Regions from separate parts of the Homo sapiens genome. Here region 2 is linked to region 1. A link is a loop called in an ENCODE intact Hi-C map of the cell type or tissue named here. Cell type or tissue: PC-9. All regions are shown on one strand. Each heading gives the region's core, and the rest is flanking DNA. Links, peaks and the distances in the headings are about the cores only. Region 1 overlaps LTBP1 (latent transforming growth factor beta binding protein 1). Region 2 overlaps LTBP1 (latent transforming growth factor beta binding protein 1).

Evidence for each region. Hi-C counts contacts between places; a loop is a spot of excess contacts. Peaks named below come from ENCODE experiments on the same cell type or tissue, not always from the same donor. Only the 100,000 strongest peaks of a DNase experiment are listed, where the experiment ranks them.
Region 2: it touches region 1 in a loop (24-fold over the local background); 6 of 110 quality-filtered maps call a loop at or near these places.

What each region holds. Positions count from the first base shown.
Region 1 is chr2:33,031,572-33,039,571 of GRCh38, reverse strand. The region is part of intron 3 of LTBP1 (latent transforming growth factor beta binding protein 1); the gene reads right to left. Among named protein-coding and RNA genes, the nearest start is that of LTBP1, 89 kb to the right of the region's middle. In PC-9, for the core only: CTCF peaks have their summits at 4,452, 4,653 (motif pointing left), 5,696 and 5,896; no DNase peak of the experiment used is centred there.
Region 2 is chr2:33,391,119-33,407,640 of GRCh38, reverse strand. LTBP1 (latent transforming growth factor beta binding protein 1) reads right to left here. Exons shown (of 34, transcript NM_206943.4): 33 at 10,359-10,508; 34 at 8,132-9,277. The coding sequence ends at 9,096. Among named protein-coding and RNA genes, the nearest start is that of MIR4430, 19 kb to the left of the region's middle. In PC-9, for the core only: CTCF peaks have their summits at 11,591 and 11,791 (motif pointing right); no DNase peak of the experiment used is centred there.

The sequences.
Region 1 (8,000 bases), core at 1-8,000:
TATTTTACTTGGTGTCTCGATATATTTGGCAATGCCCTGCAGGCTGCCAAGTTACAGGTGGCCACTGCAAGGGATGAGTCTAAAGCAGAATTAAAGATGATAAATGTAGTATAAGAGGTAAGAAGGACACTCAAGATGGATACAATACTGTTTCCCCTTATAGCTACCAAAGCTACCAAAATTCATTCAGGAGTATTTACAGCTTAAAAAATATATACAGGTGGGGTTTCTCTCTCCGAAAGAACAATTATGGGTTTTGGTGTTTTTTTTTTCTCCTGTCAGATGCTACTGGAGTAAAAGCAACAACTATGCATTTGCCCCTTTCCTACCCCTAAATTACTATCCATTTACTCTTCCTAGAATGATAATGAACAGAACTTCAATTTTCTCTCATCAAACCCTCAAAGAGAAGAGTGGGATTATAACACACAAAGGCCAATTTAACCTCTGAACACACTAATCAGTACTCTTCGAGTACATGTTTGTGAGAGCTAGAGACTGCCCAAATGAAACTACTGAGCAAAATGAAGAACCAGGAGATGAGATTTCACAACTAGGCTGGGGACAAAAAGACAAAGGGCGGGAACTGGAGGCAGAGCCCTGAGCGCAGATGTCCCAGGCAGGTGCCCAGAGGCAGGCACCCAGAGGCAGAGATGCGAGAAGCAGCCCCAGAGGATCCTACACATCTCCCAGGCTCACTGGCCACTGGTTAGATGAGGCTCTGGCAAAAAAAAAGACATTTTCCTAAGACTTCTCATGTCATAAATGACAAGGAAAAGAACATCTGAGTCTTTCCAAAGACTCAAGCGTATAGTCATTCAACAGTGCTATGGGTTCCTTGCAGCACAGGAAACTTTATGGTCTAGCCTCCAAATATTTTCTACTTCTCAGAACTCGAACTCTTTAAAATAAATTAACTAGGATCTCTAATTCTGGCAAAACAGAGGATAAGATGTCCAGAGAAAATTTGCCAGGATAAAACAACTAAGATTGCTGGACAAAATATAAAATATGGCTGAGATGTCAAGAAAGTAAGAGAAATCTTCACAGGCCAGGAACGACCAGAGAGCATGAATCCAGGGAAATGAGTTGGCTCCAGAACAGGAATTTTCCCTGGAGGGGCATCTGCCATTTCTGGATGCCTAGATTACAGGTTTTAACATGCTTCATGGGGCACAGAGACAAAGCTTGGTGCTGCATAAGGTAAAAGATTAGATCAGAAACCCTCGTGTTAAAACTTTCTGCAGGGGAAACCAAAAAACCAAACACTGCACTGCTGAGAGAACAGGAGGAGTCGCATCTGTCTTAGTTTGGGCTTTGGGTAAACACGAAAACAAGCAACAGCATAAATCTCAGGTGAGAATTCCTAACCCACAAGTTCGCCTTTATGTTGGTTTGGCATTCAAATTAAAAAGTATCTGAGTGATCAAAACAATAATAACCCCAACATTTAATTAAAAGCAACCTGAATGGGTAGTACCCCACTAGGAGACTTGTTAAAAGCAGACACAAGTGCTCTCCTCTGTAGGAATCCTCCTTAAAACAGGATCTTGGCTAGGTGCGGTGGCTCATGCCCTGTAAGCCCAGCACCTTGGGAGGCCAAGGCAGGGGGACTGCTTGAGTTCGGGAGTTGAAGACCAACCTAGGCAACATAATGACACCTCATCTCTCCAAAAAATTTTAAAAATTAGCTGGCTATGGTGGCACACACCTGTAACTCCAGTTACTTGGGTGGCTGAGGTGGGAGAATTGCTTAAGCCCAGCAGGTCAAGGCTGCAGTGAGCCATGGTCATGCCACGGCACTCTAGCCTGAGCGACAGAGTGAGGCCTTTTCTCAAAAAAATAAATAAAATAAAAACTATATCTTCAGGAATTCTAGAAATAAAATTCCAATGAATACTCACAATCAGAAATCACAAAATGAACAAGGAAACAAGCCAGAATCAGAGGAAAAATAAAAGTGCCAAATCAGTCCAGTAACAACTGTAGATTATTAAGACTGCAACTATAAGATACACAATGTATATTTAATATGTAGAAAGAGGTCAAAAATATGACTAAATAATAAGACAACATACACTAAGGAAATTTGAAAAGAGTCAAATAGAACTTTCAGAGATTAAAAAATAAATAACACTTGAAAAGATGACAGTGGGTATAACAGAATAGCAGATTAATAAACTAGAAGAAATCAGCCAGAACCCAGCACAAGAGACACAGATGATTATTACACCTTCCAAGACTTACTACACAATTGCAGCACTTTCAGTAGCATGGCACTGACTTAAGGATACTCAAAAGACCAACACAGTAGGATAGAGGATGGAGAAACAGACTTACATATTTAGAAACTTGAATGAAACATATATGATATGGTAGTTTTTTATAATTTTTTTTATGAGAGGGACAGGGGGAGAATTAGTCAATAAATAGTGCTAAGACAATAAGTTAGCCATATGGAAAAAAAATCACACATACTCAAAAATCATTTCCAGGTACATTACAGGAAATGTGAAAGAAAAAGCTTTTAGAAGAAAATCTAGAAAAATATAGCAATGAGATAGAAATGGATCCCATTTTATAAAGAAAGCATGATCAATGTAACTACTCTGGACAAGAGGCTTTTAAGCATTTTTTGACGAGTTCACTGTAAGAAAGCCATTTTACATAGCAGTGTGTGTTCCAAAAACAAAAGTTTCATGAAACAACACCTACCCTTAATATGAGGGAAGCATTTTGATATTTTTCTATTGCATGCTAAAAAAGCTTTTTAAACTATGCAACAGAAGACTTGTAGAAAAATGTTCATCACGAGGCTGGGCACAGTGTCTCACGCCTGTAATCCCAGCACTTTGGGAAGACAAGGTGGGTGGATCAACTGAGGTCAGGAGTACAAGACCAGACTGGCCAACATGGTGAAACCCCGTCTCTACTAAAAATACAAAACTTAGCCAGACATGGTGGCACACACCTGTAATCCCAGCTACTTGGGAGGCTAAGGCAGGAGAATAGCTTGAACCCAGGAGGCGGAGGTTGCAGTGAGCTGAGATTGCCCCACTGCACTCCAGCCTGGGTGACAGAGTGAGACTCCGTCTCAAAAAAAGAAAAAAAAAAACGTTCATCATGACCCTGTTGTAACAGCAAAACACTAAAAACAACCCAGTGTTCATTATCAGTAGAAATGATAAATTGTAGTATACTGACATAATGGGCTACTGTAAAAAGTAAAAGAATCCCCAGCTTTAATCAGTGGTTCTCAAAGTGCAGACCCCTCCAGCAGCATTCAGCATTGGCACCACCTGCGAGTTTGTCAGCCACCCAAATTCTCCACCCCTCCCCAGACCCACCAAATCGGAAACTCTGAGGTGGGGCCCAACAAGCCGTATTTTATCTAGCAAGCCCTCCACCGGCGATTCTGATTCATGCTCCAGTTTGAGAGCCACTGTTACAGAAGAATGTCAAAAACACCTTGAGCAAGAAAAGCAAGTCTCAGAAGAATACAAACAATATGACATTTGTTTAAAAGTCAAAAACTAAACAGCACAGTATCCAGATATACCTAAAAATGTGGTAACACTATAAAGAAAAGCAGGAAATAACTGATATAAATTATTTTCTGGGAAAAAAGGATAAAGGAATTAACAAGGACCACGTAAGAGCCTCTAAGATAATGACAACAGTGTTTTTATTTCTTCAGCTACGTAGTGGGTACAACAGTTTGGGTTTTTTTATTACTATCCTTTAAAATATGTGTGTTGTAAATTATAATCATTATGAACGATCTCTTTTCTAAAAAGAAAAAATGCTGAACTGAGGTTGAGAATGTCAAGTCGTGAACGTAGAATTATACCCCATGTGAACTCAATTCTAACAAACGGCCTACAAAAAATTGAGTACACAGCAAGTGTTAAATATTTGTAGACTATTAAATGTTTACAGTGATTTGATATGCTTTTGCATTCTTCTCCATTCTTCCGAATTTCTCACAATGCATAAAACAACCCAAAAAGAATTTTTTATCTAGAAAGTATGAAGAAATACAGTAGACTATAAAATAATTTGGTGTCCACCTCACCATCACTCCCATTTCAAGCTTGCTCTCTTTTCCGGATTTAAAATTCAAATCCTGACTACACAGTTTAGCCTATGAAAAGATAATGGTCTTCTATTCTGGTCTCAAAATGTGTTTTTCCTCTCTAATTTTTCAAAACACTTTCATGGAACTCTACGCAGTTTTGCTTACTTCTCATCTCCATATCAAGGTATATAGCCAGTTAGAATTTTTTAAATTAAAAGCAATTTATGTGTCATTTAGAACTAAGTAAAACTACACAAGAAAATCTCTTATAAATCATACAAGGACTGCTTTAAGAAACTCATTTGTTTCTAATTTATTTTCTCCATTAGCAACGTGTTGCTAAAATCACAAGAGAATAGAACATTGCTCATATGAATTAATTCCTATCCATCGGCAACAAGGGGAACCAAGGGTCGGCTACGGCATCCAAAGAAAGGCAATTATGCACAATGAGCAAAGAAGGTGGTTCGAGGTTGCACTGCCAAGAAATGACATATTCCAGTGGAGTTAAACCCCCCTCTTCAAATTTTGGCATTCTGCGGTATAAAAATAAAACTGAAGAACATTGAAAAGCAAAGCTTGCCACCTGCTGCCCACTGGCATAATCGTAAATGTTCAAATTGCATCCTTTTTTTTTTATTTAAACCCTTCTACTAATTGATTGGCATGGATATTTCCATATTGCGTATTTATTCATTTTCACCAGTCTCTGAGAGGAAATGTCAGCCCCTCAAATTTTTAACCAGATGCTATTTCAAACCCTATACATAATCAGCTATAACCAGTGCACCTCTAACCAGAAAGCAAACCCAACTTCCAAATGGTTATATATGTTGTGTACTGTATATAATAAATCCACCAAAATGCAGTTGTGCTCATTATAGTATCCAGACCAGGGAAGAATTCCTTTGAAAATGTGCCAGCTCTGTCCTATGCTTCCAGGCCTGTCATCATTCTAGATGATATGGAATACAAAACCCATTTTCTGATCCTTATAGATTTTAAAATCCAAACATTAATAGCTTAACTCCCTTCAGCTAGTTTATAAATAGTTGATATACATTCACACTACAAAATTTCAAGTAGAAGCCCAGCTAAAACACCTCAAAGATCAGCTTTAAACATTTAAACTTAAATACCTTAATTATATTAATACCGACAAGTGTTTTCATGGGTTCTGAAAATGTTTTCAGTATTCTTTTTCATTTGCACTTATTCTAAAGAAGTCTGAGAAATAAATGCATTTTAGCCTTTTTTTTTTTTTTAGAACAACAATCCTTCAAGTCTCGTCTCTTTCTTCTAACTCTGTAGATTTGCGTATCCATGCCATCATTCCCTCAAAAACAATCCAGAACGCTGCTAAGGAGAAAGTGAAACTTTGAATTAAAGAAGAAAATGCCATCTGAGAGAAAGATGCCCTAACAGCCAGTCACAAACCCAATTAGGACGGTGAATGATGCAAACACGACTCCATCTGCTCTCCTGTCCCCCAGGGAGCCGGGGAGGGGGTTAGGGCTGTGGCCTCTTGAGAGGCTTATATGGCAAACAGTCTCATCACATCACATCGATAACTCCTGAGGCGCTTTGAAATACAACTTTAAAGGCTTCTGCCTGCTGAAACTGTCCATACGCAAAATAGCACCAAAGCTAGTTGAAGTTTTTTCAAGTTTTGTCTGGGAACTACTATAAAGCAGACAATAAAAAATAATTCATTTTCAAGACAGATGGCACCATAATGTTGCACTATTTTCTAGTGTGCATTTTTTCCTAAACACTAGAGGCAGCGTCTCCATACAAAAGAAAGTCCATCCAGCTGCAGCCAGTTAGCTTTCAGATTGCTGTTTCTGTAGAACATCACACACATTAAAAAAAAAAAAAAGTCCCTTTTTTCCCCCACCATAGTCAGCTCAACCCTTTCTTCTAAAACTCTACAGGAGCTATTATTTCATGCATTATTATTGTCAGTGTTTCTGATCTCTTTCCCGCTTGCATCTGATTGTTCACACCTGAGAACACCTAGAAGTGGTTTGTACTTGTAAGGTTAAAGTTTAGTTAGATCTTCCTACATGCTGTCTGCAATTCAGAAGGGTGCCTGGTGCACACAGGTAATGATACAGTAAGTTAATCCTTTAATTAATTAAATCCAGGCCCATTAACACCAGAACTGGGCTTTGACTGAACAGATAAAATATCTGACTTAATATCAACAGAGGGGACAGTATTACATGTTTTGTCCTATGAAAATATAGCTCTCTACTAAAAATGAAAAAAAAAACCACTTACACTAGAAATGATGGAAGAAACATTCCAGTTATCAATTATTCATTGAAACTAAAGACTATTTAGTTTGGCTGCTAGCACACTGCCTGGCACACAGTAAATATTCAACAAATACATGTGAAATTGAAAGTCCCAATCATTTCTTTTGGTTTCTTGTCAAAGACTTCCTAATGGAGCTTGATCAAATCCTTGTTTTTCATGAACATCCTAAATTATTTGAACATAAAGCTGAGCTTGATCAAATCCTTGTTTTTTATGAACATCCTAAATTAATCTGAACATAAAGCTGATATGGATATGTAAGTTTTTTAAAAGAAGTATAGCATTTCCTCACTAGGTATGAAAAGCATTTCTGATTCTGTGAAAGGCAATTACCATTATTTTTATCAAGCAGCATGTTACTACACTACTTCACAAAGCAAATCACAAAAACTTTCCTAGCAACTTTAGACCTTAATAGCTAAATTAAATGAATATAAGTCTGAAACAAAAACTGCTTTATTAATAGTATCAAATACATATGCAATTTTTGTGTCATACTGTTACTTATTTTATATTATTTTAAATAATAACTAATGAGAATGCAGTCCAGCTAGGAAGACATTTAGAGCCTAACAACCTGTTGGTTATTATACATCTGTGTGTGATTACCCAAGGTTCCTTTCCAGTTCACCAATACAGGATAATCAAGATGTAGGACTTCTGTCACCTAAAGGAGGAGGAATATAGGTGAGTGGATCACTCCTAGTGTAGCAAGAAAAACACAGAGAAGATACACGGAAGTTGATATCGATAGGGGTAGAGATAACAAAAAGTAGTTATGGCAAAGCTATAAAGCCAACAAAGATAAAGGTAGAAAACTCTTGAACATTTGAAACAGGAAAAAAGACCTTGATTATTCTACAGAGCATGATGTGTTAGTTTGATCAACACAGAAGGAAATCAAATCTGGTTTTGATTATGGGTTGATGAATTTGAGTCTAGGGATAGAGTGTAATAAGGAACAGGAAGCCTTCAATGATATCCCCTACTTTCCTGTTCCTAAAGAGGATAAGATTACATATCATTCCATTTAACATAGGTAGAGAGAGAGATCAACATTAGACTACACATAATTCCTTAACCCGAATCCAAAGGAATTATTTTCTTGACTGGCAGTCTGAATCCTTCCTGTTTTAAAGGGAATCAGATCCCTCTCCTCTCAAGTCCCTGTGCAAGACAGACACTCCACAGGGCCAGCTCCTCTAGGCCTCCCTCTCTCTCATCTGCCCAGCAGCCAGCCTCCCAGGCCTTCCCTCACACTCTCTTAGCACCCCACCTGACCTGGCTTTCCAGGGTGAGCCTGACACTTCTTCAGTGACTATCAGAGCCATCTTCATATTCCTCGGAGCCCTACACAGAGCTCCTCTGTCTGACTGTCAAGGCTTTCCATAATTGGACCTGCCCACTCAATCTCATTTCCTGCTATTCTTCAATCCCCACAAAGAGATCAATTCCCCAACAGGAGAATCATTCCCACCCTATCGTCCACCTGTTATTTATTTAAAGGCCAGACTCTCCTTCACTTTTCCAAGTCCTTCCAACTCTGGTCAATGTTCCTTTAGTCCAGTCCTCCAGCCCCTGCCAATCTCCCCCTTCCTTA
Region 2 (16,522 bases), core at 8,523-16,522, 360 kb before region 1:
TGCCTTATCAAAAATGAAGACTTATAAAAATGCCATAATAATGAAAACAGTATAACATTGATGCACAGATAGAAAAAACGTGATGGAATTGGACACAGAGCTCGGAAACAGACCTATGCATGGATGAAAATTTATCTACAGCACAACTCTCTCTGCAGATCAGAAAGGGAAAGGATGACTATTGAATAAAATGAAGTGTTCCACCCATAGGTATACACCCTAAAATAATGCTTCCCAATGTTTTTCACAGATTGGCAAAACATCTGTTTCACAGGATGTCTATTTGGCAGACTGGGATTAACGGGAGGGGATTTGAGGCCTTTAAGTGGAGCTTAGTTTAAAAAAACTAAATTTTCTTTATATAATACTTGTAAAACCAAGATTATATAGTAGGTATAAAATTAAATATTGAATAATTTTATAACACTTCCTAATAAAGTATTTTTAAAGTGTTATTGAGAAACTTGAGCTTACATCTGCAAACTTTTAAGTAGGTTTTATCTTTGAAATGACTACCTGCAGTTCCTGATCGAGAGTTTTAATTTAATCTCTCGGATTTCTAATAGTCACCATCAGTGAAAAATTTGCACAAATGGAGGCTAAAACTTCTAAATTTTTTAAAGATCACTCAAATTTAAGACATTTAAAATTGCATTTAAAGAAGCTCTTCTTTTTTTATGTTGGCAAAAGTAAAGTTGAAATTTCTTGTCAAAATGCCAGTGGATTTAGAATCCAATCTATCTTTTTTCATGTCAAGTCTTTCAAATGTTGAAGCTGTGATTCACAGAATGCCCCTGCGTTGTTAGAGCAGTTACCACCTGTTTTTATACATCTGTGGAATGTCCATTTGGAACACCCAGCTCTGCAGAGGATGGCTATGGCCCAAGGGTTTCATTAAGCCATTCTAAGGTAGCAAATCATTAATGTGATCACAGTTAACTAGGATTAAGAAATCAAGCTGGGAAAGATTATTTGATTAAAAAAAAAGCATTTGACGTTTTTGACACAGTAAGGATTTCAGAGTTCACATTACTGACTGAAAAAAAAAAAGTGACAAGATAGAGACTTGTTCGAGGTCGTATAGCTGGCCATGGAAGAGACAGAAATTAGGGCCCAGGTAGGTGCTCTGAGATGCCAAGTCCAGTGCTATTTCTGGAAGACCAGACATACATCCTTTGACAAAAAGGAAGGAGCAGGTGAAGTGGCTGTGTGGTTCTCTTTTTTTTTCCTAGTGAACTTTAAGCCCATACAATTCCAATTACTTCATCTTCTCCTTAAGACTTCTACATCCCCGGTGGGGCGCGGTGGCTCACACCTGTAATCCCAGCACCTTGGGAGGTTGAGGTGGGTGGATCACAAGGTCAGGAAATCGAGACCATCCTGGCTAACACGGTGAAATCCCGTCTCTACTAAAAATACAAAAAACTAGCCTGGCGTGGTGACGGGTGCCTGTAGTCCCAGCCACTCGGGAGGCTGAGGCAGGAGAATTGCGTGAACCCGGGAGGCGGAGCTTGCAGTGAGCCCAGATCCCGCCACTGCACTCCAGCCTGGGCGACAGGGCGAGACTCCGTCTCAAAAAAACAAAAAAACGGAACAGTTCTACATCCCCACGCCCTCCAGGGTAGAATCAGTTGGTTCTGCTTTGTTTCCATAACACTGAATTCTAGGTTCTATTAATTACTATACTTACCTCATTGCCTTGTGGTTAGTCCCATCTGTCTTCTGAGCTAGCTATGGGGTCAAAGATGACTAGTTATTCATTTCCATATTCCCAGGGCTGGCACAACGCCTGGTACAAAATAAGCATTTAACAAATGCTTATAGAATAAATGAAATAACAGCAACTCCTTTTCACTATTAAAATCTTAGCAGAGGCTAATTAGTGCCTACCCAGTTCTCTTACGTGGGAAAGTTCTGTACGAACCATTTTCCCCTTTCAGCCTCTTTCTTCTCTGTTCCCTCTCTATCCTTGAGAGGCTGCGCAGCTTGCTGAGTATGCAACGCCCCCAGGAACCCACGTGCTAGGAACTTCTTGGTTTTAAAGGAAAGATGCTGAAATTGAACCCAGCTGGGCATGTTCCCCAAAGCCCAGCCGCTTGCCATTTCCTTAGGAGCATCTCATTATCCTTTTTTGCTTTTGCTCTTTGGGCCTCTGCAAATGGTGAGAGGAAAAGGGCTGTTTTTTCTTCCAAGAGCAGGACATTCCAGGTGGGGCTTAGGAGCAACATGACATCCTGTTCTGTATGTGCCTTAGAAGGGTCTGAGATTTTTATAGTTTAAGGTAACCTGCAGAGAACTATTAACGTCACAAGGGAAGGAACCAGGGAGGACAATTCCTACGGAGAGGAAGAGAGAAGTTTGCTTACTGATAGTAGAAAAAATATTCATCATTCAAAGAAATGTCTGGGAATGGGGCTGAAAAAGTTGAGATCACTAAAGGTTGAGGGAGAACTTTAAAGACATCTTAGTAGGAAGGAAAACTTTACCCTGGCCCATAAACATCACATGTTAAGGCTTCTTTGAGAGCATAACCTACCACTCCCGCTGGGTTCTCTTTCTGCTCTAGCCACACTGATTTTACTGGGCCTGAAGTTCCCCAAACATTCTCACCTCTTCTTTTGGTAATGGCCAACCCATACTCTTTTTTGTTTGTTTGTTTGAGACAAAGTCTTGCTCTTGTCCCCCAGGCTGGAATGTGATGACATGATCGCTGCTCACTGCAACCTCTGCCTCCTGGGTTCAAGTGATTCTCCTGCCTCAGGCTCCTGAGTAGCTGGGATTACAGGCGCCTGCCGCCATGCCCGGCTAATTTTTGTACTTTTAGTAGAGATGGGGCTTCACCATGTTGGCCAGGCTGTTCTTGAACTCCTGACGTCAGGTGATCCACCGGCCTCAGCCTCCCAAAGTGCTGGGATTACAGGCGTGAGCCACCACTCCCGGCCCATGGTAAAGCCATAATCTTAAAGGCAGTGAAAGCCTTCAAGTGAAAGCCCGAGGACCCTCACATTCCTGTAATGATTGTAAATGTTTTATCCTAACTCGGGGAGCTTTTTTCCCTGAGAACTGTCTTCTGTCTTATCAGAATGTGATTTATCGCTGCACTTTGCAGATGATGCCTTCCCTATTCCCTTTTTCTCATAATTGCAATTACCCATCACTTTGATATTGGCTTTGGCAACCATCTCTATTTTCTTCTTCTTCTTGCCAAAGATTTCAGCAGCAAATAATAGGTGCTATAGGACATATTTAAGTCACTCTTCTTTGAAATTTGGAGAGTATTAGCAACATAGAATTTTAGTGCTGCAAGTAATTAGAACAATTCATAAATCTATGGTTATGGTCTTGTAGATGAGGGGGAAAAAATCCTTGTTCCTCTGCCCTTCTGAATTCTCCACTGGGGCCTTTGTAACAAAAGACAGATTTAAAAGTGAAAAACAAATAGAAGTGTATTAACACGTGTATCTCATATACATGGAAGGCTTAGAATTTGGGCTTAAATACCATCTCCAGTTAAAATAAAGGAAGAAAGCTATGGAGGAGGCAAGTTATGAGAAGGTGAATAGGGAAAGTGTGGTAAACAACTGTGAGGCTTATTATGCAAGTTTAAGTCCCAGAGCGATCATCTTTCTGATACAGAGAAGGAGAGATATCCTCACAAATGGAAATTTTCTTTATAAATTTCCCTTATTAAAAAAAAGTATCCTATGCTGTTTTCAGAGCCTCTACTGTCTGCTGTTTCTGAAAATAATCACATCAAAATAATCATTGTGCTGACCAGGCGCAGTGGCTCACGCCTGTAATCCCAGCACTTTGGGAGGCTGAGCCGGGTAGATCACGAGGTCAAGAGATCAAGACCATCCTGGCCAACATGGTGAAACCCCCTCTCTACTAAAAATACAAAAATTAGCCGGGCGTGGTGGCGGACGCCTGTAGTCCCAGCTACTCAGGAGGCTGAGGCAGAAGAATTGCTTGAACCCCGGAAGCGGAGGTTGCAGTGAGCCAAGATCATGCCACTGCACTCCAGCCTGGTGATGGAGCAAGACTCCGTCTCAAAAAGAAAAAAAAAAAATCATTGTGCCAAAAAAGCATATTTAGAGTAGCATAGTCTGGTCGGCTACAGGTTGCCTCCACAAAGTAGTACATGAAACACTGACATATATGTTAACTAAGGCTGGTGACTCAAATGAAATATTCATGAGCCTCATTTCTTATACCTATTTCTGGCAACATGGAGTCATTAAGATTTACCAGAATTAAAGTACAATTTTAGAGTAAGAAAGTCTCTGTGTGAAAACACTAAAGCTAAATTATGATATGCTTTTGTATCTATAAACTTTTTTTTTGAGAGTGAGTCTTGCTGTGTTGCCAGGCTGGAGTGCAGTGGCACAATCTCAGCTCACTGCAACCTCTGCCTCCCAGGTTCAAGTGATTCTTCTGCCTCAGCCTCCTGAGTAGCTGGGACTACAGGCATGTGCCACCACGCCTGGCTAATTTTTTGTATTTTTTTAGTTGAGACGGGGTTTCACCGTGTTGGCCAGGATGGTCTCGATCTCCTGACCTCATGATCCCCCCGCCCTGGCCTCCCAAAGTGCTGGGATTACAGGCGTAAGCCACTGCGCCCGGCCTCTATAAACTTTTCAAATAGAAACATGAAGTTGTACAAAAGAACTTTGATATATTTAAGGGTTTATTTTGCTAGATTAGTACTTGCTGCTCATTTCAACTAGCATGGCAAATTTCAAGAACATAACTTCAAACTATATAGGTTTAAATTAGATGGCCAGATTTAGTTTTTTTGGAATGACATTTGATTTTATGACAAATGAATAAAATATTACTGATAGTATTTTACAGTATGGAGACCACTTCCATGGGCGTGCAGAAGAAGAGAAATGGTTCTTAATTGGGTATAAGATGCTTAAATGCAGCTGGAAAATACATGTCAAATGAATGACTAGACTACATCTTACCATGTGCCTGTCTCTTCATGACCAATGAATTAGGACCACTGTCACAGAATCCTAGACCTCGTGTGAAGGCCACTGACATTAAGCCTAAAATTGCAGTAACTTCTGAAAGGAGCTAAAAGAATCTTAGATACCACAAAAAGAAAACCGTTTTTCTAGGGTTGTGAAACAAACTTTATGCAACAAAACTTACTTAAAAATAGTCACATTTAAAGCTATGTATTTTTGACTGGGCGTGGTGGTGGCTCACACCTGTAATCCCAGCACTTTGGGAGGGTGAGGAGGGGTGCATCATTTGAGGTCAGGAATTCAAGACCAGCCTGGCCAATATGGTGAAACACTGTCTCTACTAAAAATACAATAATCACCTGGGCGTGGTGCCTCATGCCTGTAATTCCAGCTACTCGAGAGGCTGAGGGGAGAGAATCGCTTGAACCTGGGAGGCAGAGGTTGCAGTGAGCCAAGATCATGCCACTGCACTCCAGCCTGGGCGACAGAGCGTGACTCCATCTCAAAAAAATAAAAAATTAGATAAATAAATAAATAAAGCAAGCTATGTATTTTCATTATGTACAGGCATCTCCTGCTTAATATAAGTAATCTGTAAAAATGAAAATTTGCTGTGTGAAGAAGCTAATAGAATTCATGATACACCTCAGTCAAATCCCTTAATTTCCTACAAAGACAATGGAAATGCAATAAAACTATCATGTTAGACTGTAAGATGCTTAAAGCATCTCTTAGTATCAAAGTTGCTTTGTGTGCAATAGTATCTTCTCTTCCCTATTTGTTTTTCTCACACATACGTGGCTGTCTTCTGTACAGTTTTAGACACTTGCTGTACTTTTTTGGGACTTGCACACCACTAGGTAAAAACAAGGTCTAGACGTGGAAGGCACTACGAAAATGCATTAAAAGCACATGCTGGAAAGTGGAAACAGCTGGAAACTGGTCACACATTTCCCCTATACAAACATCAGCTACAAGATGTTGCAAGAGACAGGTAAGATATGAAGCTTTGAGACTGTATTAGCTTTCTATCACTGCAAATTCAGTAGCTTCAAACAATACACATTTGTTATCTTCAGTTCTATAGGCTGGAAGTTGACCTCAGCTTCCCGAGTAGCTTGGATTACAGGTGTGCACCACTATGCCCAACTAATTTATGTTATTTTTTGTAGAGGTGGGGTTGCACCATGTTGCTTAGGCTGGTCTCAAACTCTTGGGCTCAAGCGATCCACCCGCCTTGGCCTTCCAAAGTGCTGGGATTACAGGTGTGAGCCACCATGACTGGCTTCCTTCTACTTTTAAGGTCCTCTTCCTTTTGGAAGAAGTCACCAAATGATCTGGGTGGGCCCAGTGTAATCACAATGAAATCACCCTTGTGATTACATTGGGCCCACCCACATAATCCAGGATAGCCTTCCTATTAAGGCCAGGTGATTAGCAGCTTATCTATAACCTTCCTTCCCCTTTGCCATGGAAGGTAACATACCCACAGGTTCTGAGGATTAGGACACGGAAATCTTTGGGGTGTCATTATTCTGCCTACTGTAGTTATTTATTTAGTTATTTTTGAGACAGAGTTTTGCTCTTGTTGCCCAGGCTGGAGTGCAATGGCACGACCTCAGCTCACTGCAACCTCTGCCTCCCCGGTTCAAGCGATTCTCCTGCCTCAGCCTCCTGAGTAGCTAGGATTACAGGCTCCTGCCACCATGCCTGGCTAATTTTCTCTCTCTTCTTTTTTTTTTTTTTTTTTTTTTTTTTTTTTTTTTAGTAGAGATGGGGTTTCACCACATTGGCCAGGTTGGTCTCGAACTCCTGACCTCAGGCGATCCACCCACCTCAGCCTCCCAAAGTGCTGGGCTAACAGGCGTGAGCCACTGCGCCAGGCCTACTGTAGTTATTAAAATGCAAAACCTTTCAGAAAAAAATGTTATGTGGGCAGATATTTCTGCTGGATATGCCTAGCGATAGTTTGTTTTTAAAAACTCAGATGCTTTTTCAAGTTAAAGTGAATTTCAGCTAAAGTATGAAACAATGAAACAATGGCATTACTGTGGTTGTATAAGCAGGGACTGGAACTGTGAAAGCTATTATATTCATTTTTCCTGTGATGTGTATTTTAGTTTGCTAGGGCTGCCATAACAAAGTACCAAAAACTGGGCGGCTTAAACAACAGAAATTTATTTTCTGTCAAATCTGGAGTCTAGCCGTTGGTTGGAGTTCAAAGTTTCCGCAGGGTTGATTTGTTCTGGGGCCTGTCTCCTTGGCTTGTAGATGGCCATTGTCTCCCTGTGTCTTCACTTCTTTCCTGTGTATCTGTGTCCTAATCTCTTCTTGTGTTACAGGTAGTTAGACAAGCATAAGCGGGGCAGGAGAGGGTTCTTCCCCCACCCACTAGGAATGTCAGGTGGTGGTTCAGCAGTGACCACATTGCCTCTCTAAAAGTGATCAACTGGCAGCCAAGGCCCAGGGGCGGGGTGGGGTGGGCATTTCCTGATGGCCCACACCTGCTGCACTTAAGTGTTAATTAAATGCAGGTGCCAAAGAGATGCAACTTCCTGGGCATGCACATTAAGGACAAAATGGTGGAGTACAACCTTCCAGGGGCACACCACCAGGAAAGGGAAGAAAGCCTCAGATGGGCATATGTACAGCTTCCTCAACACTGTGTGTGCTCACTTCCCAAGTGTAAGGAGGGTGCTGTGTGTGCCGGCAGCCCACCCTAAGGGAAGAAGCATGGAAAGGGGCCAGCCTGTAAAATCCTAGCTAGGTCAAGGTTAAACACTGCACTTGGCCTTCAGGTGCCCACTTGGGTCTCTTCCAAGTGAACTTTCCTTTCTTTCCTGCTCTAAAGCCTTTTTAAATCAACTTCCATTTCTGCTCTGAAACTTGCCTGGTCTCTTTTTCTGCCTTATACCCCTCAGTCAAATTCTTCTGAGGAGGCAAGAACTGAGGTTGCTGCAGACCTATATGGATTCGTCACCGGTAACTCAGACACCTTCTATGGGTGACACAAGGACAGCAGTCATACTGGATTAGGGCCATTCCAATGACCTCATTATCCTTAATTACCTCATTAAAGATCCGATCTCCAAATCTAGTCACTTTCTGAAGTATCAGAGGTTAAAATTCCCACATATGAATGTTAGGGGAAACAATTTAGCCCATAACAAGATCTAACAAATTTAATGATTAACTTGTAAAAGACACTACATTAACAGAAGACCACTGGAAAAGATAAAAGTGGGGAGAGTGGGATACAACTTATACACATGTACTCATTGACAATTACTCTCAGGTAGAATTTTTTCTACAAAAATGGTGATTTATTTAACATACAATGGTAGATATATTGGGGATCATCAAATTTTTAAAAATTTTTGTTGGGCTTACTTTACATATTACAATACTAACGTAAGCTTATAAACTCTTCCATTTCAGTGAAGGAAAGGGATCCAATTAACACCTGCTAGCAGCTTGGCTAAGAACGGACATTAAAATCAGACAAAACACTGAAAATATAAAGTACTTTTCTCCAAATGTGTATACAAAGTTTTGGAACAAAATCACTGCCTGCTCCACAGGACAGACAATTTGAATTTCAAAAATGCTCCAGGCCGGGAATTGCATAACCCTGTGTAACAATACTTATAATACAGCTTAACAATATTGTATCGAAGACTTTTTCATTTGAGATTTTTAAAAAACTGAAGTAAAAGAAAAACAGTAGCCAAGGAACTGCACAACCAAAAAATGAAAATTATATAAAATATTTCCACCACTATTTAAATGCCAAATTTAATCAAGCAATAGTAAAAAAACAAAACAACATAATAATACAACCTTCTGTTTAAAATAACAGCACTGTTCCACCTCTCTTCCATTGAATTTTACATATGAACAGACTATATATACTGGTTTTTTAGAGAAATGTCCATTTGGTCTGCCACACCTATCGGGCTCATCCTAAATCCTCTCATTGTCTTCAGAGGACTTGCAATTCCATGCTGTTTCTGTATTTCCAGCCTTCCGGGGTAGGTGCAATGTCTCAAGTATAATACATTTCTCCCTTTTCCTTTACACAGTGCAGAGTATATGGGCTTAGGTTATGTAGATTCTGTTTCACTCCAGGTCACTGTCTTTCTCTAAATTCAAGGCGGTATTCAACGGAGTGCAGTAGTTTGGCTTGTCAGAAGGCACGTAGCCTGGCAGACACAAACACTTGTAGGAACCATCGGTGTTAATGCACTTGGCATTCTTGCAGAGAGACATCCGGTTGTTCAACTCATCGCATTCATTTACATCTGCAATAAGTCAAGCCATGCAGGTAAACAATCTTGGATATTATTCTGTGAGGACACATAACCTGAGGCTTACCTGAGGCCCTTCCCCCGACCACCCCAAGGAAGCTTTCTCGTCATTGCTTCAGTCACAGACAAGACGAAGATGACTTTTTTGAGATCTTAAAGAGGCAGATTATCAGGGAGGTTCTAGAACTTCTTTCACTGTTATCTAGCAAAACATGAGCATTTTGTGAGCTTGACATTTTCTAGTAGAACCTCAAGGAAGTTGGAGGAACTATATTACTTCCAAATTCCTTCCCATAGGTATGGAGGAACTGCTAGATTTGTCAAGAGGAACCAGATACCTACGCAGAGGCCTCTCCATACAGCCTGTCTAAAGCCTTCCATAACATTCACAGACCTCCTTCTACATGAGACCCATTTAGGCTCTCACTCACTTGAAACATCTGTTAAGAAGCTAGGTTACCTATTTTACAGACACACCATGGATTAAAACTAACAAAAGCAAAGTGGGCAAAAGGACTGCTTCAAGATGGAGAAGAGGCCAGGCGTGGTGGCTCACGCCTGTAATCCCAGCACTTTGGGAGGCCAAGGTGGGCGGATCACGAGGTCAGGAGATTGAAACCATCCTGGCTAACACGGTGAAATCCCGTCTCTACTAAAAATACAAAAAAAAAAAAAAAAAAAAATTAGCCGGGTGTGGTGGCGGGTGCCTGTAGTCCCAGCTACTCAGGAGGCTGAGGCAGGAGCATTGCTTGAACCTGGGAGGCAGAAGTTGCAGTGAGTCAAGATCACCCCACTGCACTCCAGCCTGGGCGACAAGAGTAAAACTCCATCTCAAAAAAAAAAAAAAAAAAGAATTGTGGTAAAATACACAGAACATATTTACCATTTTAACCATTTTTAAGTATATAGTCCAGTGGCATTAAGTATATTCATACTGTACTTAATGTACATCTCCAGAACTTTTCTCATCTTCTCAAACTGAAACTCAGCAAATCTATCTTAAATGTTCTCTACTGACTGAGATACGGGGTGTCAGGAAAAAATTAATGTCCCATAAAACACACGTCATTCTTACCGACACAGGTCATCTTGGCCGTATCCAAGTGATACCCATCAAAGCAATCGCAGGTGTAACCTTCCTGGACCCTCACACAGCGACCATTTTCACATCCATTGAGGATGCCGCATTCCTCAGCCTGTAACTCCTCAAAGCTATTTAGAAAACCTGGAAAGGAAAGGGCAGAAGCTAAGTTAGAGCTTCTCAACTTCCTATATCATTTTGTAAATGATATTTAGATGATGGTTCATTTTCCAAATAGACACATATATGTCCATACATATTTCAGACATCTTAAAGTTAGCATTAGAAATACTGAATGTTGCTGTGTAAAATAGCATAAAAATAAAAAACTTGTATATTTTGTGCAGAGTAGCCTCATTTTGAATTCTGATATTCTATGTTAAAATCACATAAAACGAGAAAGCAAGTATGGTTTTTGTTTTTGCTCTTAATTATTAAAAGTGTTCATCCAAAGTTCCAAACTTCGTGAGTTTGCAGTAGGGCAAGTGTCAGACTCTCAGAACAGAACCAACAGAATTCACTATCGGAGTCTAGTAAGCATTTGCTAAGAAGGTCCGTAAGAGTGTGAGGCAATACGTTTTCAGCCGGCGTTTGTAAGACCAGAGAGAAGCAGGCTGGCTCTGCCATGTGTTTGTTTGCTCTGGCTACGGAATGAGCCTTACAAAAGGGCTCCCAGGGGATCAAAGGAAAAATTCAGTAAAAGGGCCTCAAAACATCCTGATGAATGAGAAAGAACATCATACTTGTGTTTAGAAAACCCAAAGTCTGGGCTCATGCCTATAATCCCAGCACTTTGGGAGGCTGAGGCGGGCAGATCGCCTGAGGCCAGGAGTTCAAGACCAGCGTGGCCAACATGGTGAAACCCTGTCTCTACTAAAAATACAGAAAATTAGCCGGGCGTGGTGGTGGACACCTGTAATCCCAGCTACTTGGGAGGCTGAGGCAGAAGAATCGCTTGAGCCTGAGAGGTGGAGGATGCAGTGTGCTGAGATCACGGCCACTGTCCAGCCTGAGCAACAGAGCAGGACTCTGTCAAAAAAACAAAAGACAAAAAACCAAAAAACAAAACAAAACAAAACACACACACACACCAAAAAAAAACAGAACCAAAAGTTTTTTTTTAAGGAAACAAAGAAACTCTTGTTTGGCTCTTTTTATAGTTTAGATCTCTTGAAACCAAGTCAGAGCTAGACTTTAGAGTTTTTGTGATGTAAAAACAATTTAGCCAGGCATCAAGAGTGTTTAGCTCTCATTTTGCAGAGGAAAGTTCTAAACATAAATCCACAGTGACCCAACACACTGTCATGTGGCCTCTCATCTCCTGTCTCTTCCCAATAGTACCACAAAGTAGCTTCAAAAAAAAAAAAAATATATGGCTAGAACTTTCTATCTGGCCTTTGAAGTAATTCTCCAGTGGAACTGCAGGGGGCAGCAGGCAGCAAAATATCATTGCTTATGGAGGGCAATAAGGTCTAACTTGGAGGAATTGGACAAGGATATGGAGTTTGGTCTCCTTGATCACCAAAAAGCAACCAACTTAGCCAGCTTTTTTTTTTTTTTTCTAAACAAGGAAATAAAGACTTACTTGTTACTTCTCTTAACTACAACAAAAAAGAAGTTTCAACAATGACTAAAGTGCCTGAGGTCAACATGAAGACAAATTTGGTCAGAGTTTCTCTTACATTCTAAGATTAGGTGCCCTGAGGGGAGATAGGTGAAGAAGAAACTTTAGAGCATGCCCTTCAGAGAAGAAAGTGGGTTTTAGAGATGACCGAAAAATATACAATAAGTGAATCTTAAATTATCTGTTTGGGTAAGAACAATACACTGGTATTGGGGGACTTGAGTTCCCATTCCCATTTCCCTATGTGTACCTTGTAAACTTGGGCAGAAAGCTTATTTTTCTCACGTATGAAGTAAAAGCACTGAATTTTAGGATCTCTAAAGCCCCACTCAGTTATAGGTTTATTTTGTGGAAATGAACCATGGGATTTGAATCAGAGGAACTCGGTCTTCTGCTCATGCCTGTGACCCTGGCCAAGTCACTTGATTTTGTTGAAACCAGGTTCCTCATTTAAAAATAGAGAAACGATGCTATGTAGAATGGCATACCCAACATTGAACACAATGTCTGCACTCAGTAGAAGTATTTTGTAATGAATGAACACTTTTCTACCTTGTAAAGATTAAATGAGATTTGGCATAAGTTTGGGGGATAAAAAAGAAAATATGGTACATATACACCATGGAATACTAGGCAGCCATAAAAAAGAATGAGATAATGTCTTTTGCAGGAACATGGATGGAGCTGGAGGCCTATCATCCTTAGCAAACTAACGCAGGAACAGAATACCAAATACCACATGTTCTCACTTGTAAGTGGCAGCTAAATGATAAGAACTTATGAATACAAAGAAGGAAACAGCAATGACTTTCTTCACGGAATTGGAAAAAACTACTTTAAAGTTCATATGGAACCAAAAAAGAGCCTGCATTGCCAAGACAATCCTAAGCCAAAAGAACAAAGCTGGAGGCATCATGCTACCTGACTTCAAACTATACTACAAGGCTACAGTAACCAAAACAGCATGATGCTCGTACCAAAACACAGATACAGACCAATGGAACGGAACAGAGCCCTCAGAAATAATACCACACATCTACAACCATCTGATCTTTGACAAATCTGACAAAAACAAGAAATGGGGAAAGGATTTCCTATTTAATAAATGGTGCTATGGTGCTGGGAAAACTGGCTAGCCATATGTAGAAAGCTGAAACTGGATCCCTTCCTTACAAAATTATACAAAAATTAATTCAAGATGGATTAAAGACTTACATGTTAGACCTAAAACCATAAAAACCCTAGAATAAAACCTAGGCAATACCATTCAGGACATAGGCAGGGGCAAGGACTTCATGTCTAAAACACCAAGAGCAATGGCAACAAAAACCAAAATTGACAAATGGGATCTAATTAGACTAAAAAGCTTCTGCATAGCAAAAGAAACTACCATCAGAGTGAACAGGCAACCTACAGAATGGGAGAAAATTTTTACAATCTACCCATCTGACAAAAGGGCTAATATCCAGAATCTACAAAGAACTTAGACAAATTTACAAGAAAAAAAATCAAACAACCCCATCAAAAAGTGGGAGAAGGATATGAACAGACACTTCTCAAAAGAAGACATTTATGCAGCCAAAAGACACATGAAAAAATGCTCATCATCACTGGCCATCAGAGGAATGCAAATCAAAACCACAATGAGATACCATCTCACACCAATTACAATGGCGATCATTAAAAAGTCAGGAAACAACAGGTGCTGGAGAGGATGTGGAGAAATAGGAACACTTTTACACTGTTGGTGGGACTGTAAACTAGTTCAACCATTGTGGAAGACAGTGTGGCGATTCCTCAAGGATCTAGAACTAGAAATACCATTTGACCCAGTCATCCCATTACTGGGTATATACCCAAAGGTTTATAAATCATGCTGCTATAAAGACACATGCACATGTATGCTTACTGTGGCACTATTCACAATAGCAAAGACTTGGAACCAACCCAAATGTCCATCAATAATAGACTGGATTAAGAAAATGTGGCACATATACACCATGGAATGCTATGCAGCCATAAAAAATGATGAGTTCATGTCCTTTGTAGGGACATGGATGAAGCTGAAAACCATCATTCTCAGCAAACTATTGCAAGGACAGAAAACCAAACACCGCATGTTCTCACTCATAGGTGGGAATTGAACAATGAGAACACTTGGACACAGGATGGGGAACATCACACACCAGGGCCTTTCGCGGGGTTGGGGGAGGGGGGAGGGATAGCTTTAGGAGATATACCTAATGTAAATGATGAGTTAATGGGTGCAGCACACCGACATGACACATGTATACATATGTAACAAAACTGCACGTTGTGCACATGTACCCTAAAACTTAAAGTATAATTTAAAAAATTTAAAAAAAGAACTTACTCATATAACCAAATACCACAAAAAAAAAAAAAAAAAAAAAAAAAGAAGAAGAAGGAAACAACAGACACTAGTGGAGGGTGGGAGGAGGGAAGCAGAAAAGGTAATAACTATTGGGTACTGGGCTTCACACCTAGGTGATGTAATAATCTGTACCACTAACCCCCATGACATGTTGCCTATGTAACAAACCTTTATATGTACCCCTGAACCTAAAAGTTAAAAAAATTTGTACCATAAAAAAAAAATTGAGTAATACATCCATGGCAGGCCCATTTTAAAACTTTAAAGGAGAACAAGAGTCCCAGCTACTCAGGAGGCTGAGGCAGGAGAATCTCCTCAGCTCATGGGGTGAAGACCAGCCTGGGCAATATAGTGAGACCCCAATTTAAAAAAAAAAAAAAGTGACACCACATACTCAAAGCCAGTTAAGAAACACACAAAATAAAGACTTAATCTACGACAATATTTTCAGATCCCATGTATCACAGCAAAATGATTTCTACTTCATATCTAATACCTTTTTTATTATTACAGAAATTAAAACATAAAAAGTAAAACTTGAAACTCCCCACACATCAGGCAGGCTCCCCAAAATACTTCTGCAGGACTCTAAAACAGGTCAGGACACTACAGTCTCTGGTCCAAATCTGGCCTGCTACCTATTTTTGTAAATAAACCCAGCCACGCCCATTTGCTGCTGTGCTATCTAGGGCTGCTTTTGTGAAACTACAGTAGAGTTGAATACCTACAACAGAAACCACATGACCTGCAAAGCCTACAAATTTTACCATCTGGGCTCGGTGCGGTGTCTCACACCTTTAATCCCAGCACTTTGGAAGGCCAAGGCAGGTGGATCACAAGGTTAGGAGTTCAAGACCACCCTGGCCAACGTGGTGAAACTCCATCTCTACTAAAAATGCAAAAATTAGTCGGGCATGGTGGTGCATGCCTATAATCCCAGGGCTACTCAGGAGGCTGAGGCAGGACAATCACTTGAACCCAGGAAGTGGAGGTTGCAGTGAGCCAAGATTGCACCGTTGCACTCCAGCCTATGCAAGAGAGGAAGACTCTGTCTCAAAAAAGAAAAAAAAAAAATACTACCTGGCCCTTATAAAGGGCAAATGTTTGCCTATTCTCTGCTCAAGCAAATTCCAGTTTTAGAAGTACTGCTCTCCCTAAAGGTAACAGAGATGGTGAACCATAAAGGCGATAAGAAACCTCACTCAGCCTCCGTCTATGTTACTATCTACCCAACACAATCATTTTTGCAGCAGGCTCCAAAAGCCCTTGCTGGAGGTCAGAAAACTGGCTGGGAAGGGGGAAATATTTCTCTGCAACTTGTAAGAAATGTAAAGGCCATTACATCGTCCAAGCTGGAGGTCTTGGAACTGCATCTCAATTTCCTATGTTGCTAAATAAGAGATTGATGTGACACCAACATGTTTATTTCTTAACATGTGTAGTTAATTAAAAAAAAGAGCTTTAAAGCAATGCCAGCATTAAAAAGAAGGTACATAAGCCAGACATTTCAACATGAAAATTCCTGGAATCCAAACTATAATGCCATAGAGGCTTCTGACTTTTAGACTCTCAGGACCCATCAGTGCCTGGGATTTTGGTTCTCCATTTGTCCTGGGGTTACTGAGGTTTCAGTGCTTTTCATAATCCCAGGCTCTTGCTTACATCTAAGAACAGAGTTATTGAGGAGGTCTAGGGAGGAAAGCTGTAAGCCACGGGATTGTCAGAGTTGCATATAGACTTAACCTGGTATTCCTGATTAATGGGGCAAGCTGGGCTTTCTTTCAACCTTAATAATTCTTCTCCCTTCCTTTTTTCTTAAGTAAACGTTTACTGACCCGTAACATATACAGAGAAGCATCAAACCCTAAGTGCACAGTCTTGTAGCTGTGAGTGCATTCTGGTCCATTTCATAAAGAGCTGCATGGTTATGTGCTGTGGATGAAAAGAAAGAGTGTTGTTCATCTATGGTGTTAGGAGTCAGGATAGTGGTTACCCTAGGGAGGGGGGTGGGAAAAGGCACCAGGGGCCTTCTGGAGGCTGGCACTGCTCCTGGCCTGGGTGGGAGTTACACAGGCGTGTGTTAAGCAGCCTAGCTGGATTAATAGAATGTTCTTATCATGGACATTTTAAAACATTTTT